Linked DNA regions of Mus musculus: region 2 is linked to region 1. The links are chromatin loops, found by intact Hi-C in ENCODE. Cell type or tissue: heart. All regions are shown on one strand. Region 1 overlaps Fancc (Fanconi anemia, complementation group C). Region 2 overlaps Aopep (aminopeptidase O).

What was found. Peaks named below come from ENCODE experiments on the same cell type or tissue, not always from the same donor. Only the 100,000 strongest peaks of a DNase experiment are listed, where the experiment ranks them.
Region 2: a loop joins it to region 1, with 2.4 times the contacts of the local background. A loop is called at or near these places in 4 of 42 quality-filtered maps.

The regions. Positions count from the first base shown.
Region 1 is chr13:63,331,144-63,335,143 of GRCm38, reverse strand. Fancc (Fanconi anemia, complementation group C) reads left to right here. Exons shown (of 15, transcript NM_007985.3): 9 at 3,251-3,303. Among named protein-coding and RNA genes, the nearest start is that of Mir3074-1, 32 kb to the right of the region's middle. In heart, CTCF peaks have their summits at 2,356 (motif pointing right) and 3,558; no DNase peak of the experiment used is centred here.
Region 2 is chr13:63,111,220-63,115,219 of GRCm38, reverse strand. All of the region lies in intron 5 of Aopep (aminopeptidase O), which reads right to left. Among named protein-coding and RNA genes, the nearest start is that of Gm46422, 18 kb to the right of the region's middle. In heart, a CTCF peak has its summit at 2,343; DNase peaks (open chromatin) are centred at 1,119, 2,369 and 3,049; H3K27ac peaks cover 1,031 bases.

The DNA.
Region 1 (4,000 bases):
TAACTCATATCTGTGGACAAAGAGGGCCGTCTCTTGCCAGAAGAGTAGGGTGAGCTGGCTCCATGGGAGATGGGCCGATGCTCTGGTGGGCAAACTGGAGGGAAAACTTCTCTGCTGATTTTCTCAAATGACCATTTTCTGAGTAAACATCAAACAACCTTAAACTCAGCCTAGAAAGGGGAATCTGTCCCGGACTTGAGCGGTCACTCGAGAATCTGTTGTTTCCTTCTTGGTTCTCTGACCTAGAAGACCTGGGGGCTTTATTCTTCCTAACCCTCCGTTGTCTTTTTAGGAGAGGCATTCACTTTTCTCTGATAATCACCTTATGAATACCTTTTCTAGTTCTCTCCCCCATCTCTCTGTCCCCTCCCCCCTGTCAAACACATGTACACACCCGGGGAGGGGGGGGGGGAGGGAGAGAGAAAGGGAGAGAGTCTGAAAACAATTGATAGAAAAAGTGTGCCATCTCCCTGAGAAATGTGCTGTGTGTTCTCAGCCTCTTTGGAGTGGCAGGTGGTTTATAGTAATCTCTGGTCCCCTGGGATGAAAGGAGCAGGCTAGAAAGCTTCATGGGTGAACTAGAGAGTCAACAGTTCTCTCCGCCACCCTCACCTCTCTTCTCGATACTCTGTACTGTCCGTGTTGACTCATCTTCCTGAGTTTTGTTGAAGGATGGAAATAGGCCATCCCGGGCAGAGGGGAACCAGAGGAAAGTGTCTTATCAGATAACATTCTGGTAAGGTAAGGAGGCCACAGGTTGTTGTGGGCATCATCATCATCTGTTTATCCTCCAAGGCTTATTGAAAGTCAGGGGTGAGGGTGGACAAGAAAGGGAGATAGAAGTGCTCCTGGCATCTCTTGGTGACATGGTTTCCCTGGAGTGAAGGAATCTCTCCATGAAGATTGTTAGGCCAGATGGAGGAGAGTTTGAGAAGGAACAGATTTTGGTGGGATGGAGAAAAACAGATGAGCAGATGGAACCTGAGACAGCTCCCCCCACCCATTTTGGTAGGCAATATAATGACAACAGATACTCTGTTTCAGAGCATGGCTGTAGAGCCCTAGAATGCAGAGGAACCTATGGTGTCCCACCTGGGCAGTGAAACACTGTGCAGAGGGCTTAAACATTCGCCTCCTCCTTGAAAGGATTCTGTAAGAGGTGGGATTTGGCTTCCAGAGAACCATGCAGTAAAGCTTTAATTCTGATGAGAAAATCAGCTTTAACTGTGTCATAGGGACTTGTGAATACTTCGGTCTTTATGAAACAACTTACTGACACTGAAATTAAGTCCTGGGACAACTCCAGTGAAGACTGGAGAGGAGAAAGAGGTTCTTACAAGTGGTAAGGAGGGGCTAAACATTAACCCTTGTCATGGCTACTTTCGCAGGTACCCTGCCTGCTCATCTCTTCCTGTTTTAGAATCTAAAGTAGTTTATGGACGTGGGAGAAGCCACTAATCTGAAGTCCTTACAAAGGAAGGCCTCGACATATAGATCCAGCCCATGCAGAGAATAGGTGGATTCTGTGGCTTGTTTGGGTTGGAATCACCAGCTCAGTTGTTCAGAAGGAAACCACTGCATTGAAGCAAAGCCCATACAGCTTTCTTTTTGACAAATTAGGTCAGAACATCCTTTCTTGCATCCTCTTGTGGTTTTGGTAGCCACCCAGTTACTTCTTAAGTCTTCTCTTCTTTACTGTTTAGAAATCCATGTTATCAGACCACATGATTCTCAAGTCTTCAGTGGCTAGGGTAGGGTAGTTAAGCCATTTGGAATAAAAGAAAATGGTTTTCCTTACCTGCATCAAGTTCTGGTCTGATTTTCCTTCAGTGCACATTCAGCTCTGTGTCTGTGCCTGCGGGTGTGTGGCTGTGGTGGGGGTCTTCAGATTTTGTTGTTAGGAGGTGCATTCCTACATAGAACAGAATTGTTCTGGCAAACTTAGCTGAGTTGTATTTCTTTACGAGATCCAATTTGATTTTTTTTCTGTTTGGATTTTTCCATTATGAACACATAGAAACTCTTTCAGTGTTCTCTGGGCCTGTGTCCAAGTGCATGAACAACTGTTAGTATTTACAGTGAGGCTGAGAAGCAGGCAGATTAAATGACTTTTGGAGATCAAAGCCATGAAATAACCTGCCATTCTTCTGTTGTTAATTTCTTAAGTAGGTAACAAGTTTATGAGGATTTTAGGTTTGCTTCATTTGGAGAAAGATGTACGTTGACAAAGGGTTAGAGATCATGGGTTGCTTTATTTGAAAAGGAGAAAGCATTAGCGTGCAAATCATAAATGTCTTTGATGAAAAGGACAGCCTCCCATCATTTGTGTGGCAGCCTGTAATGGTCATGTATGGCCACTAGATGGCACATACTCCATGTTGCAAGTTAAGCTGCCATGGCAGAATTAACTATTAAGTGGGAAAGCCAAAGAAACACTCAACTTTCTTCAGGGTGGTTCAGAAAAGTCAGAAAAGTGATGCACAGGATCCAAGGTGGCTAGAAAAAAAATGTTTCCCAAAGCTAGTCATAGCAAACACAAAATTACTCCAGAAATTCCCTTTATTGGAGCCTGGCCTACTTATCTCTGGATGCCATTGTGAAATGTTTTATAATACAAATAGGCTTTTTAAAAAAATCTATCATAAACTCAAGTTTTAAGCTCTGACTAAAAATATAAGTAAGCAGGCTCTTCCTAGGCCTCAGGAAGCCAGTTTCTATAGACTGAAACCATTAAATCCTACTGACAGGGTATTCTAGAAAAGATTGGGGAGCTTTCACCGGGTGTCACGTGGCTGTACTTTCCATTAACTGCTAACTGTACCCAATAGTGGTGGCCACCTGATTCTTAGGTGCTCATTACCAACTATGGGACGAGGATGGTGGGGAGGTGGATGGTGAAGGTCAGCAGGTGGAGTGTGCTGCTGAGTAGGGCCTGAGTCCTGTTGTCATAAAGTGCTTCTTAACCACTCATGAAACTTATTCTTACATACAGGCTTACTATAGAAAATGTGGTATATAACAGGAATACAAAATAAGTAAATAAAGTTTGCCCACAGCCCATGCTCAGAGAGAACCACTGCTGGCATTTTATGGGTTTTTCTGGGTACCAAGTACTTTTTCTTTTCTTAACCTAATGGAATGTGTCACTTTTCTGGAGCAGCCCCAAACTTCTCGTTTGCCTAATAATCCAAAGTTGTTATTGATAGGTTCCTCTTGTATTTCTCTGTTTCATGGTCTTTTCTTTTTATAGCCTCAAGCAGCCTGCCAACCTGCCATCTTCAGAATTGTTGATGAAATGTTCAGGTAAATATACTGTCTTTGGGAACAGTTGGTCTCTGGCTGGTGTGGGAACGTAGAGGTTTGCGCTCTTGGTAGTTAGGGGTGAAAACTCAGAAGTTGCTGTGCATTGAAAAGACAGCCTCCGGAGTGTGGTGGCATTCTTTAACCTGTTTATACTCAAATGAGGTAGAGAAGTGGGATTCATTTGGGTACTGAAATATCCATGCAGCGTTTGTCCCAGCTCCAAGTAAAGATGCAGTACAGCCCTTCACCACATGAGGGCTGGCTGGGCTTTGTCACAGACCTAAAGAAAGCCAAAAGGCACAAAACTATTTTGAACAGAAAGAACTCTCTGAAAGACAGAGGAAACGCCACATTTCAGCAGAATGGTGTTTTTATTTGAAAGACTAGGTCCTAGGAACTTGTGCTTTGTTTAAAGGACCAGTAACAAGAAGTGTGTAACACACCAGTTGGCTCTGCTCCGAAGTCATGAGAGTTGGCACCTATGGATTCCTATAGATACACTAAGGTCAGAGGTGTTGGACCCAGGAGCTAGTTACGGAAGGTTGTGAGCTGCCTGATACGGATGCTGGCAATGGAATTCAAGTGGTCTGAAAAACCAGCAAGTGCTCTTAACCACTGAGCCATTTCTCCAGACCTAGAAAAGGAGTGTTTGTTTGTTTGTTTGTGGCCTTAAACTCAGAGACCCACCTGCCTCTGC
Region 2 (4,000 bases), 220 kb after region 1:
CCTCTGAAGGCTGCCGAGGCTATCAGTATCCCAGCTCTCTTCTCAAAGCTCCCTATACCCCAAATATCCCCTGAAGGACTCAAAAGTCAGAGACACCTGACATAGCACTGTAGAGCGTGAAAGTGCAATGTTCTAAACTATATTCTATCCCTTGGCAGAAGTGAAGCTGGTGAGATCTGCCTTCCAGTCTGCTATGCCTCTGACTCTGGTAGAGTTCACTATATCTGACTGTCTGAGTAAATGGAAGGTAAAGCCTCCCAGAGCCTCCAAGTGGCTTCACTGGGGAAATGAGCCCCAGCTCCCAGAATATTTTACATCAATGGATCTCTTGAAGTACTGATTTTGGTTTTAAACAGCAGTGAGTTTGTCTGTTTGCAGCTTTGAAATTTTACTTAACAAATGATCAACAAATTCATAAATTGGTGTCCACAGGGCCAACCTCCCAAGTATTCTGCCTGCCAAAATGCAAGACAGCTAGGGGAGCATGAGTTGAGAAAATAGGAAGGATTTATATTATAAACATATTACTGTCCAACCACTCATTCTTCTGGCTGGCCTGATGTTATAGCTTTGATTTTCCTAACATGTTTAATATGAAAAGGAACTGGTTTAAATTACCCAGTTCCAGATAAGTCAATGTATCAATGCATGAGAAGCCAGGTCTGTACCCCAAAAGAACGGCCCTTGATGATCTGAAGTACAGTAGAGCCTGTAGGGGTGGGGAGGGAGCTCTCCAGGGAGCATAGCTCTACTTTAACTCCAAGGCTAGGTATTGGGGAGGGAGCATGCAGCAATTCTGACTAAAGGGCCAGGTATCTCTCTGAGATTAGAAAGTAGACAGAAGCACAAAACTATTTATCAGAGTAGGAGGCAAACTTCTCCACTTTTAATATTCATAAAGTGCACAATAGGAAAATTGGAAGAGCCCTTTCCTTTGCAAATATTAGGCAATATGACCTCTAAAAGCAAACACCCTGTGAGACTATTACATAAACCAAATGACTACAAGGTCTAGGCCACAGCGGCATGGAGACGCTGCAGTACTGTCAGCCCAGTACCTGGAAGAGCCAAAGCTTCTAACCAGAAGGGAAGTAAACACTTCCTGATGCACAGAAAGAAATGGCTGCTGTCCCCTAAGCAAAGGAGGTTTAAAATAATTCAGATCTGGGGGAAAGTTTTTGTTAAGTCCAATGAAGAGCCCTTGGCTGTTTCAAAGCTGAGCCCTCAGAACTAAATTTAATCAAACTGCAGCAGCCGGCTGAAAAGCAGATAATAGAATTTGGCCTAATGTGTCATTAGCTCATGTTCACTTCAGTGGATTAGCTCCCAGCAGCATCGGAAGCAGATCTCAACGTTTGCTGGGTTAGATCTACAGCCAAAGGATCTACAGCCATGAGCAAGTCTAAAGAATTTCACACTAGCCTTCTGAATTACTTGGAGAAAGTAACTTAAAAAAAAAAAAAACCAAAACTTTTCATTTTATAATCTCATTATGAATCATTAAACTCTTCAAAACCCCTTAAGCACATACTTTTTAAAATACAGTATTAAAAAAAAGCTATAAATGGTGCTGGTTACATTTTAAATCAACAAATAGCTTTTATTTGAAAACCAAAAATTAGGGTTTAAAGTCATTCATTTGATGTGCTTCACACTAAAATTCACTTAGTCAAATAAGTTTCCTTTAAAAAAAAAATCCTCCAATTCTAGGAAGTTACTGAAACCATCATCTTCTAAGGCTTCTTCTCAAAGTACACAGTCTAGAATATTCATCTAGAAAGCGGCCTCACCACGGCTACTCACATTGATAATCAAATAATAAGCTTCATTTGTAAAATTCAAAATGTGGTTTGCAGATGCCAGGAGGCCTGGGGAGAGTCATCAGAGAGGAGCCCTGCGCTTCCTTTGTGCGTGGAGCTAACAGGATTAAGGCTTGAAGAATTGAATAAAGCCCTGGGCTGGTTAAGATGGATGGATCACATTTCAGGTTCCCATTTCATAATGGGCATGCCCCACATTTCTCAAAATAAAACACGCCAGTGAGCTCATTCCAGTGACTGTGCTTCCTGACATTCATTTTGGAAACTTTAAAATGGATTCTGTGTCCAGATCCTCTCTTGAGCCACATGGTTCTTTGTGTAGCTGGGCTGCCTGGTTCAGGCAGCTTCTTGCTTCATAGCCAGTGGTTTCCTGCTATGGTCCAGTTACATGGCAAAGAAAGTAGAGATTACCATGCCGAAGGATTTCTGTCTATGGACTTATGGTTTCTTACTTTCCAACTACGTGGTGATTTGCACCGGCCCTAACCTGTAAATGTAAAATGTGCAATATCAGCCATCTTCCTCTAGGCAGCGGGCTGAAGCACGGCTCTGCTGGTTTGCACCCTCAAGGTGGTTATTATCAAGTAGAATCTGTGGTTGGAAAGTGTCCAGCAGTAGCACAAACTGTCTAGAAGAGATTTTCATATAGGAGTTCCAACAGCTGTCTGTTAGGTCAGATTTCTGTGAGAACCAAGGCACACATTCTCAACTGTACACAGCTGTCCCGGATTAAACAGGAACAGTTTCTTAAAGTGACAACAAAAGTCCAAGTGTAAAGGAAGACAGTGTGAAGCGCATCAAAAGTGTTCAGCCCAGGCATTGCCACTGTGCACAGCATCAAGCCATGCTACCAGTCAGCGGGCTTAGAGGCTGTTTAGCCACCATGATGGCCAAAGCTTTGCTTATTAATTAGCAACTTATTAACACCAAAGTGCCTATGGACTAAGACACATTTCAATTCCATAATAGATTCCCTCCGCTTGAAATTCCTCTATTACAGAAAAGCAGTCTGTTTAAAGCACAGTGCTTATTAAATGAAGGATACACAGAAACTGTACAGAAACAGAGCATCAGAATTTGGAGAGGAAGTTAAAGAGAATTAAAACAAGCTGTGATGATCTTAACAAAGACACACAGAACCTGTTACTAGGCAGAGACATTTGGTCAAATTTCCTGTTTTCCCCCAAGTCCTGGTTTGGCTTGAATATGTTGTCAGTGCACAGTTTCCTGCTGCTGATTCATGCTGCTCACGTGTAAAAGCCAGGGACAGTCCTAAGACTTATCTAAGGACTTTTCTCTTCTCCAGACTTTGGTCTTCACCATAACCGAGATGATAAACTACAGATCTAAATTGCTGAAAATTGTAGCAAGTCCCCAGAAAATCACTAAGGTGAGTCAACACAGCCATGGAACAGTCTCCCTCTAGCCCTCAACCACTTCAGTCCAAGACTGCAGAGATAGTTGTGAACTACTACCAAGAGCATTAAACCACAGCCAAGTAAGTGTCACCGATGGCTCTTTGTTTAAAACAAACAAAAAGTTCTCTGCAAAAGTCTGATACTACGGCAGACTACTATAAAATCAAAGACCATTGCATACAGAGTGGAAGAAAATAAAAAGTCCTCCCTTGGGAAAGAATCCAAAACATTAACATTTCTCAGGATATTTTACAAATCATGCTGCTTCATTAAACACATGCCACTGGGAGTCTCCTCTATTACTAACAACACTTTTCATAATGACCTTCACATGTTTAAATCAATGGCTGCCGAAAACGTGCATTTATATTACATAAACAAAACCTAACATAAACATGCCCAGATAAAAAACTTTATAGAAATGCCTGGCTACAATTCCCCAATGTAAATAGACCTCATGAATGGCCCAGCAAAAACAATTTTAGTGTATTTTTATCCCCCAAAGCAAAAGGCACAGTCCAAAAGCAGACAGCTCTGCTGAAAACTGCACTCCTAACACACGAATAAGCAACTCTAGTGATGTTCAATGCACCAACTGGTTTTGATCCAGGGAAAGCCATGAGACTTATTTTCTATAAGCACCTGCTATTTTCTCATTGAGCCCTTGTTCAGTTACTTGTTCTCTTGTTTATTGCCTATCCACCTCAAATTATAAATTTCCTTAGAATAAAGACAATGATTGTCTTGTTTTCTGCTTTCTCT